Regions from separate parts of the Mus musculus genome. Here all the other regions are linked to region 1. The links are chromatin loops, found by intact Hi-C in ENCODE. Cell type or tissue: left cerebral cortex. All regions are shown on one strand. Region 1 holds the start of Gm30475 (a long non-coding RNA gene). Region 2 overlaps Oard1 (O-acyl-ADP-ribose deacylase 1). Region 3 overlaps Lrfn2 (leucine rich repeat and fibronectin type III domain containing 2).

Region 1 (2,500 bases):
GCAGTGAGGTTATGAGAACCTGGGAGGCAGAATTTCCTAGCATTATTGCAGGCTATACGTAATCTCTCCTCAATAGATAGCCCTGGGCTCCGCAAAGAGGGAGGTTTTGCAGATCAAGGGTGCCTTTGCAAACAGGGGCTCTGGAAACAGCATCACCGTGCCAAAACATTTTTCTGGTTCTCTGAACGGCAGCTTTTTCTATACACGGAAACATGGAAGACACCGGGGACCGGAGGAACAGGTGGCCACATGATTTCCGCCCTAGGATTAAAGCCACAAACCAAAGAACATCTGCTGGTGTGTGTAGAAGAGGGGATGTGGTGGGTTTCATGCTCAGCTGAATAGTCTGCTGGCAGCCTGGCCTTGACCCTTCTGTGTGGCTTCCCTACCCTTTCCTGAAAGGCTCGGAGGGCTGCTGGTTCATAGTCCTTTCCATTTGCATGGCATAGCAGGGTTCCGATTGAAAACCTCACTTGTGGGCTGGGGGCGGGGATGGGAGCTGAACCACAGATTTGAGAGAGAGGTAGAGCCAGCCGCCCTACAGTCTGCGGGCACCAGCCACCTTGTGGCTTCATTTGGCCCTTCTGTCTTACAGACCCATTGAACATCTATTATTTATGATAGCCAAGTGGCTTGGAACAAGCTGAGACTCAATTAAGATAATGTTCCCCACACAGCAGCTGCTGTTAACGCCGGGAAGATATTCCCACCCCACCTCCTCCCTTTCTCAAGCCCAGAGGTAGAGGGGCAGAGATGAGAGAGCTGGGTAAAGAAGTCCAGAGATGGAGTTGGAAGCAGGCTGGGACTATGTCAGCAGCTCGGCCTCCCTGTCAGTCAGTACCAGCTTCTCTGAAGAGCGTGTGTGGTGCTGATGATGTTAGCCAGAAGCAGCCAGGCATTGACTGGGCAGGGGGTCTTGGTTAGAAGCCGGCAGAGGTGAGTGAAGCGTTGATGTTCACGTGCAGGAGGGAGGAGAAAGAAAGGAGTTGTAGTTCAGGATAGTGACTTGAGACAAATGCAGAGAAGGTGGGAGAGAGAAACAAAAATGAGAGGGAAAAACCGCCTGGTGGGGGCAGAATAGAGGCTTTCTGAGCCGAGAGAGTCAGTCTAGTCCCCTGATGAAAGTTCTGTAGAGGAGACAGGCCAGCGCAGCCACCAAAGTCCTCACCGAGCTGAGTCTTGGGAGGAAAAAAAAAAATGGGAAAAAATTTCTGACCGCCCTGGCCTCTACGTTTGAGGTTCCCAGCCTTTACCTCTCTGCTGTGCTCCCTGCACTGCCATCTGGAGGGTCAGCCTGGAGAGCGAGGTCCGTCTAAAGCAGGATAAGGTGGCCAGCAGGCTTCATCCTTGTCTCCTTCCTACACACCCTCTACACCCCGCCCCGCAACCCATTGCAGCGATCCCAGCTTCATCTGCAACGGGTTCCAAAGGAGCAGCTTTGTGGAGCATGCTGAGGGTGTGTGTATATGTGGGCGTGGGGGTGAGGCTCCCCCTAAAATCCTGATGTTCAACCTTCTGCTGCGGCAAGGGTCCATCACTATCAGTAGTTCCAACGTCCAATTCTTGCTTGGTGCTTCACTTCCCGCAGCAGCCCCCAGCTCCGCCACGCCCCGACTCCCCGTTGCCACGCCCCCATTTTTCGTTTTCTCCGGCAGAGCTTCCTCTCACTTCAGACAGAGTGCTTTCAAACTGTCTGTAGTAGGCTGGTTTTATTTCACTTTTATTTGATTTTACGGTACTAGGAAGGTGGTGAGCTGGGGTCTTGTACATGCCAGGAAATGCCCTACCAGTGAGCTATGTCCACAGCCCTTCTCATTGTAAACTTGCTATTTTGTGTCAGGTTCTCAGCTAAGTTGTCCAGGCTAGCCTGGCATTCACTCTGGGCAAGCTTGTAACGTGTGTAACTGTTCCTGGTAACTTGAACCTCACACAGTTGGAGTTCCTGGTTCAGCGTGCTCTGGTTAGTTTAAACAGAAACTAAAGGTCTGAAATGGCTGGAGACACCAGATATTTGGAAGTCACTACCCAGCTAGGAACAAGGATAAATCAACCAGGACCAGACTCCCATAGGAGGCGTATGTTCCATTCCTGTGGCTTGGAGTCTACTTCCCATTCCTGACTGCTAAAGGGTCCTGGCCCCCTCTGCTGCCTCTGATCCCAGATGCATCTGTCCTTACTCTTGCCAGGAGGCAGACATGGGGTGACACTGACTCCCATGCTTTTAATCTCAAGCTCACATAGGTGCCCATGTACGGCGGCAAAACCTATGCCAGCCATTCCAAGAGGCAGAACTTAGAGTGGCCATAACAGGATAAAATGTTCAGAGCCTTGAGTGGCCAGAAGTACACTGGGTGCTCTCTAGGGAGGAGATGGGTCAAATCCAGCCCAGCAGAGCACTATCATGAAGCAGGTAAGACATGTGGGCAGTCTTTCCACCTGGAATCTACCTTCTGCGAGGGAGCTCTCACCTGCTGGAAAGTCTCTTGCTCCTCTCTCCTCT
Region 2 (2,500 bases), 750 kb after region 1:
TTCATGTGTGATAAGTCACCGGAATTTGACCCAAAGGCACTTAATCCCATTCCCACCAAGGTCCAGAATGTCACTGACAGCCAATCAGGCTCCCTGACAAAAATTAACTATTAACTATAATCCCCTTAAAAGCAAAGGCGCCTAGAGAGCTACTGATCTGAGCAAGCATTCAGTTGTTCCCATGGGGGCTGAAGTGTAGGCTGGTGGAGGAACAGTCTAACATGAAAGGCTATAGATTCAATCCATGGGAGAGAAGGAACGTAAAGATTTCCCAGAGTGAAATACTATCATCTGCCCATCACCCGCTCTCATCATCTGCTTCATGTACTTGGACATTTTCTTCCTACGGCTTTAGAGACACAGGTTCTAACGACAGCTTTGGACTCCTCCCACAGTACCATGTAGAACTTGTGTGCTCCCCTTCGACCCCCCTGCCAGCAGGCTGCAATATGCAATATCTCATGTACCGAGGAATCCCATCATCAGGGCTCTCCTGGTGTCTCCACAGCCCCTTCTAACTTAGTTATTTTCACACTGGAAGAATCGCCCATTCCTGACCAATCAGCCTTCACACTGGAGTACAGACTGTGGTACGTCTGGCTGTGTTAACTTGCAGTACAAGCACTGTGGGGTAGGGAGGATTCCTACTTGCCCCAGTATCTCTAATAACAGAACACTGACTAAATCAGCGGGCTTTATCTCCCCACCATAGACATGATGCTTGTCCTTAGTTTCAGAAGAGGGACCAATAATTACTGTAGTGCTCGTGAGAGCCCAGTTAGTTGCATGTCACAATCTTCTAGGACCTGGAACCCGCTCTTGCCTCTGAGTCTTCAGTGTTCCTTTGCTGGCCTCCTGATTAAGTCCAGGCATGTCCAATCACATCAACTCCACAGCAGACAGTAAAGAGCCCCACAAGCACTCTAACCGCACCTTGTAACCAGGCGGACAGTCCTTGTCCATACCTCCTCTTACCTTCTTGTTCTCCCCAGGGAACTCTGGCTCTTCAAAATTGAGTCTCAAGTTTAGCCTGTCCCCAAGATCCAGAACACAGACGTTCATGTGTGCAAACCTCAGTGAACACAAGGGAAACGTTTATTGTTCCACTCTTGACACATTGTGATGTCATAACTAAAAACCATAATCCTTTCCTATGATGATTTTTGGTGAGATTAACACAAAGTGCACAAACATAAAATTGTTTTAAAAAAAAAAATCTCAAAAGTTTACCCTTCCCACAATTTCTCTTCAAAAGAAAATTAGAACCTATGCTGCCACCCAGTGGCCAGCCAAACAAATCCAGTAGTGGCTAAGCAAAGCAGGTCCTACACTTACCTACATGGTTTCCTGCCTAGTGACAGACCTCACCTCCTGCTTGGGTGCAGTGCCCTCCCTATCCTCTTGGAGTACAGAAACCCACATCTGGCCTAGGAGAGACTCCCTCTCACAGACTGTCCTTGCCCATTCTGAGGTCCTACAGCTGCTTAGTCCCACAGCTTCGTAGATGACACAAAAGACCACGGGCTCATCCAAGATCTTCATCTGTTCAGAGTGTGTACACAGTAATTTTGATGTCTGTTGACTCAAACACCTCTTCGAGAATCGCAGATACATTTTCCCACTGCAGCCGATCCAGACCACATCCAATCCTGAGAACAAAGGAAAACACGCCCTTTTCTTGGTCTTTGGTTAAGAGGACGCGTGAACACACACCCTCCACTGGCTATGATGGACGTGCTTAGGAGCCTGCCCCCTCCCCGCTCCCTTTGGGCTCTAACCAAAGCAGTTTCCCAGGTTCTCACCCACAGGAAGCCACGATGAAAAATCTCCAGGTCGATTCTTGTTGTGAAGTCACTCAAGACAGTTCTTGGGCGACCATCGTATCTCTTTGCTTTCCAATTATTTTTAAGTACTTTCTAATTATTTCACTCTTTGATACGAGGTCACTAGCCTAGTTACTCTTTCAATGAAAACTGACTTGAGTGGGCAGGAAAATGTCCATATGTTTAAAACATACTTAAAATAATAGAGAGTTAGGGAGCATGCACAGGAGGGAGGACCTTAGGAAGGAAGTCAAAACGGAATGCCCGGAGATGCTGCTGGCTGTGTGACAAGAATGAGGCCTTTGCAACCAGATGGTCAACTCTACCACCTGACACTTTCTAATATGACACAGCCCTCGGGACAAAGGGAAAGCTTAAACCTGCCAATTTCACACGACAGCAGGACAATCAAGTTCCTGAACAGTGACTTTTTAACTTTCTGATACATAAGCCACTAGTATATTGAAGAAACGATGACGGCCTGGAGAGAGGCCTCTGGCTGCACTTCCAGAGGACCAGGGGTTCTAATTTACAGCATCCACATGACAGCTCACAACGCCTGTTAACTCCAGTTCCAGGGATCCAACACCCTCACCCAGACATACATGCAAGCAAAACACTAATGCACATTAAAAAATAAAAAGAAGAGATGTTGTGGTCACACTGAAAGTCACTTG
Region 3 (2,500 bases), 88 kb after region 1:
ACTAGGTCATTACTCTCTGCTGCTGTCTGCCCCAAGTCTGCCTGTTGTTAGGGTCAAGGCATGGCCTGGTTTTGGGTTTTTTGTTTTTTTTGTTTTTTGTTTTCTTGTATGCTCAGAGGTGGTGATAGCAGCCAGTGTAGCTGTGACTCAAATTGTAAGTTATAAATTAGAACGCCTGAGAACTCGGCCACCATTTCTGTCTGCAAGGAGAAGACCTGCATCTACCTGACTCAGATGGACTCTTCCAGTCCCTCTAAGCCACATCCTGCCCTCAATTCAAAGCTTTGTTCCTCAGATATCATTAGCACTGCCTGAAAAACTTCTTGCACTTGTGTAAGTGCGACTCCTCTGAAGTGCCCGCCCACTTTCTACTTGTCTGTGGGTGGATGACAGGAGAGTCAGCTGGGCTCATACATTCTCTGTTTTCTCACAGCATCTCCACTGGAGATGTGGATGATAATTCTGGGGGTGTCAGTGAGGAAGAGAATAGGTAACAGGATAATGTGAAAGTGAATGGAGTCACCGGCCTTGACTTAAACATGTCATCTGTAACTATCACCCCCAGATCCACCTCACACCTCAAAGCCTCTCTTGTCCTGGGAGAAGTATGGAGACACTCTTTGTAGAGTATGGCAGACCAGGGCTCAAACTTTCTTTCTTAGGAGGCCAGAGATGAAGAGATGAGCTTAGGTTACATGCCAGGTCCGTTTGTTACATCTGAGAACTTATTCACTCCTGAGCCTTGTGGGGGATGGCCCTTCTCAACACACACACACACACACACACACACACACACACACACACACACACACACACACACCAGATCTCTATAGACGAGACCTGTCCTTAGGCCTGACTCCAAACTTATCTTCGTATAAGGACCACTGCAGCAATGTGGAGAGTGGGAGTGAGGGGTGGGGTGATTGGTAAAAGAGAAGGCTAGTGTGGGTAAGCTTGGACTGTCTTGTTCTTACTCTGTTTTTTTTTTCAAGCGGTGAAATTGGGGGAGGGGGAGGTCCCATTTTAAAGCCAGAAGAACCAAGTCCAAGATAGCTGTGCTGATCAAGGAGCTGGATAGAAACCAAGAATCTTGGCTTTTCCCTTTTCCCCATCCCAAGTTCTCTCAGGCTTTTGGCCATATACCTAGGAAATGCTCTTAGTTTTCTGTAGCTGCTAAGACTTCCACTGTGCCCTTCATAGCTTCCTCTATTGTCCATTACCCAAAGAAACCACACCAGTCCCTCCTAGTTTTCTGCCCATTATAGGCAAAAAACGAACAAATGAACAACCACCTCAGAATTTTGGGTCCTCTGATCTGTGATAGTTTGGGACGGGGTCCTCTGAGCCTTCTCACATGTAAGGTGAGGAGAGTACAATCTGAGTCTCAGCCACAGCCCACCACCTGGAAGCTTTCCCAGTCCCTGTCCTGGGGGAGAGAGAACCGCTGACTCCCAGCCACACCCACATGGAGTTTTCCAAGCTTTTCCACTCAGACCTTCTTGGCAACAGTCAAAGTCGGGGGAGGAGATGAGCACAGGCTGGGAGCAGCCTTGGCATCAGCTCAGCGAGCACGAGGTGGCATTTTGATGGGTGGTAAAAATATCTCCCAAGTGTTCAGGGCCAGCTGCCACCCCACCAGCATCGTAACTTCTCAGATCCTGTCCCCATGCCGAGAACCTGAAAAGCCCACTCTGTCCACATGTCCTAGGGGATAAAGCACAGGTCACCAAGACCCTGATCTCAGGCCACTCTTATATCTGTAATAGCTACTTCTGTCATGGCCAGATACTAGCACAAAAAGGGGGGGGGGGGCTGTCAGAAGTGCTGTGGCCAACCTAATGGGCTAATTAAACAGTATCATAAATAATGACTATCAGGGATGCTAGGATGTGGCCCAGTGAGTAGAGTGGTTGCTTAGCATCACGAGGCCCTGGGGGTCCATCTCCAGCCCGGCACAAAGCAGGTGTGGTTATACATGCCTGCAATCCCAGCATTTGGGAGGTAGAATCAGGAGAACCAAAATTGGAAGGTCATCCTTAGCTACATTGAGAGTTGGGGGCCAGCCTAAGCTACAAGAGACCCTGTAAAAAGTCTGGAAGGCAGAGTGAGAATAAAAAACAAACAGAGGAGAGAGAGAGAGAGAGAGAGAGAGAGAGAGAGAGAGAGAGAGAGAGAGAGAGAGAGAGAGAGAGAAAGAAAGAGAGAGAGAGAGAGAGAGAGAGAGAGAGGTGAGGCAGAGAAGCTGGGTCAGCAATGCAGTTGCAGGCTGAGCTATACACTGAGAAGTCAGAGTGCCTGCCCTGCTCCCTACTAGGAGTCTTTCAGGGGCCACAATAAGGTTCCCCAGCAGAGAAAAACATAACCAGTGCTCTGTCAGACGACTTAACATGGCCCTGTCTTGAGACATCTGGTAACTCCCACATCACATCCTAGTGGCTTTTGCATGGGTGTGAGTGCCAAGAGACAAGAGGCTCTCTAGACAGGGCAGGGCTCTCATCCG

The links. Hi-C counts contacts between places; a loop is a spot of excess contacts. Peaks named below come from ENCODE experiments on the same cell type or tissue, not always from the same donor. Only the 100,000 strongest peaks of a DNase experiment are listed, where the experiment ranks them.
Region 2: it touches region 1 in a loop (5-fold over the local background); 2 of 42 quality-filtered maps call a loop at or near these places.
Region 3: a loop joins it to region 1, with 14 times the contacts of the local background. A loop is called at or near these places in 3 of 42 quality-filtered maps.

What each region holds. Positions count from the first base shown.
Region 1 is chr17:49,170,823-49,173,322 of GRCm38, reverse strand. It overlaps Gm30475 (a long non-coding RNA gene), which reads left to right and starts at 717. Exons shown (of 3, transcript XR_385629.3): 1 at 717-936. In left cerebral cortex, CTCF peaks have their summits at 849 and 1,065; DNase peaks (open chromatin) are centred at 834, 1,045, 1,419 and 1,590; H3K4me3 peaks cover 606 bases.
Region 2 is chr17:48,415,833-48,418,332 of GRCm38, reverse strand. It overlaps Oard1 (O-acyl-ADP-ribose deacylase 1), which reads right to left. Exons shown (of 6, transcript NM_001289490.1): 6 at 1,063-1,649. The coding sequence ends at 1,547. Among named protein-coding and RNA genes, the nearest start is that of Gm30283, 6.4 kb to the left of the region's middle. In left cerebral cortex, a CTCF peak has its summit at 1,288 (motif pointing left); a DNase peak (open chromatin) is centred at 1,317.
Region 3 is chr17:49,083,188-49,085,687 of GRCm38, reverse strand. All of the region lies in intron 2 of Lrfn2 (leucine rich repeat and fibronectin type III domain containing 2), which reads right to left. Among named protein-coding and RNA genes, the nearest start is that of 1700008K24Rik, 29 kb to the left of the region's middle. In left cerebral cortex, no CTCF peak of the experiment used is centred here; DNase peaks (open chromatin) are centred at 381, 1,046, 1,526 and 2,433; H3K27ac peaks cover 1,064 bases.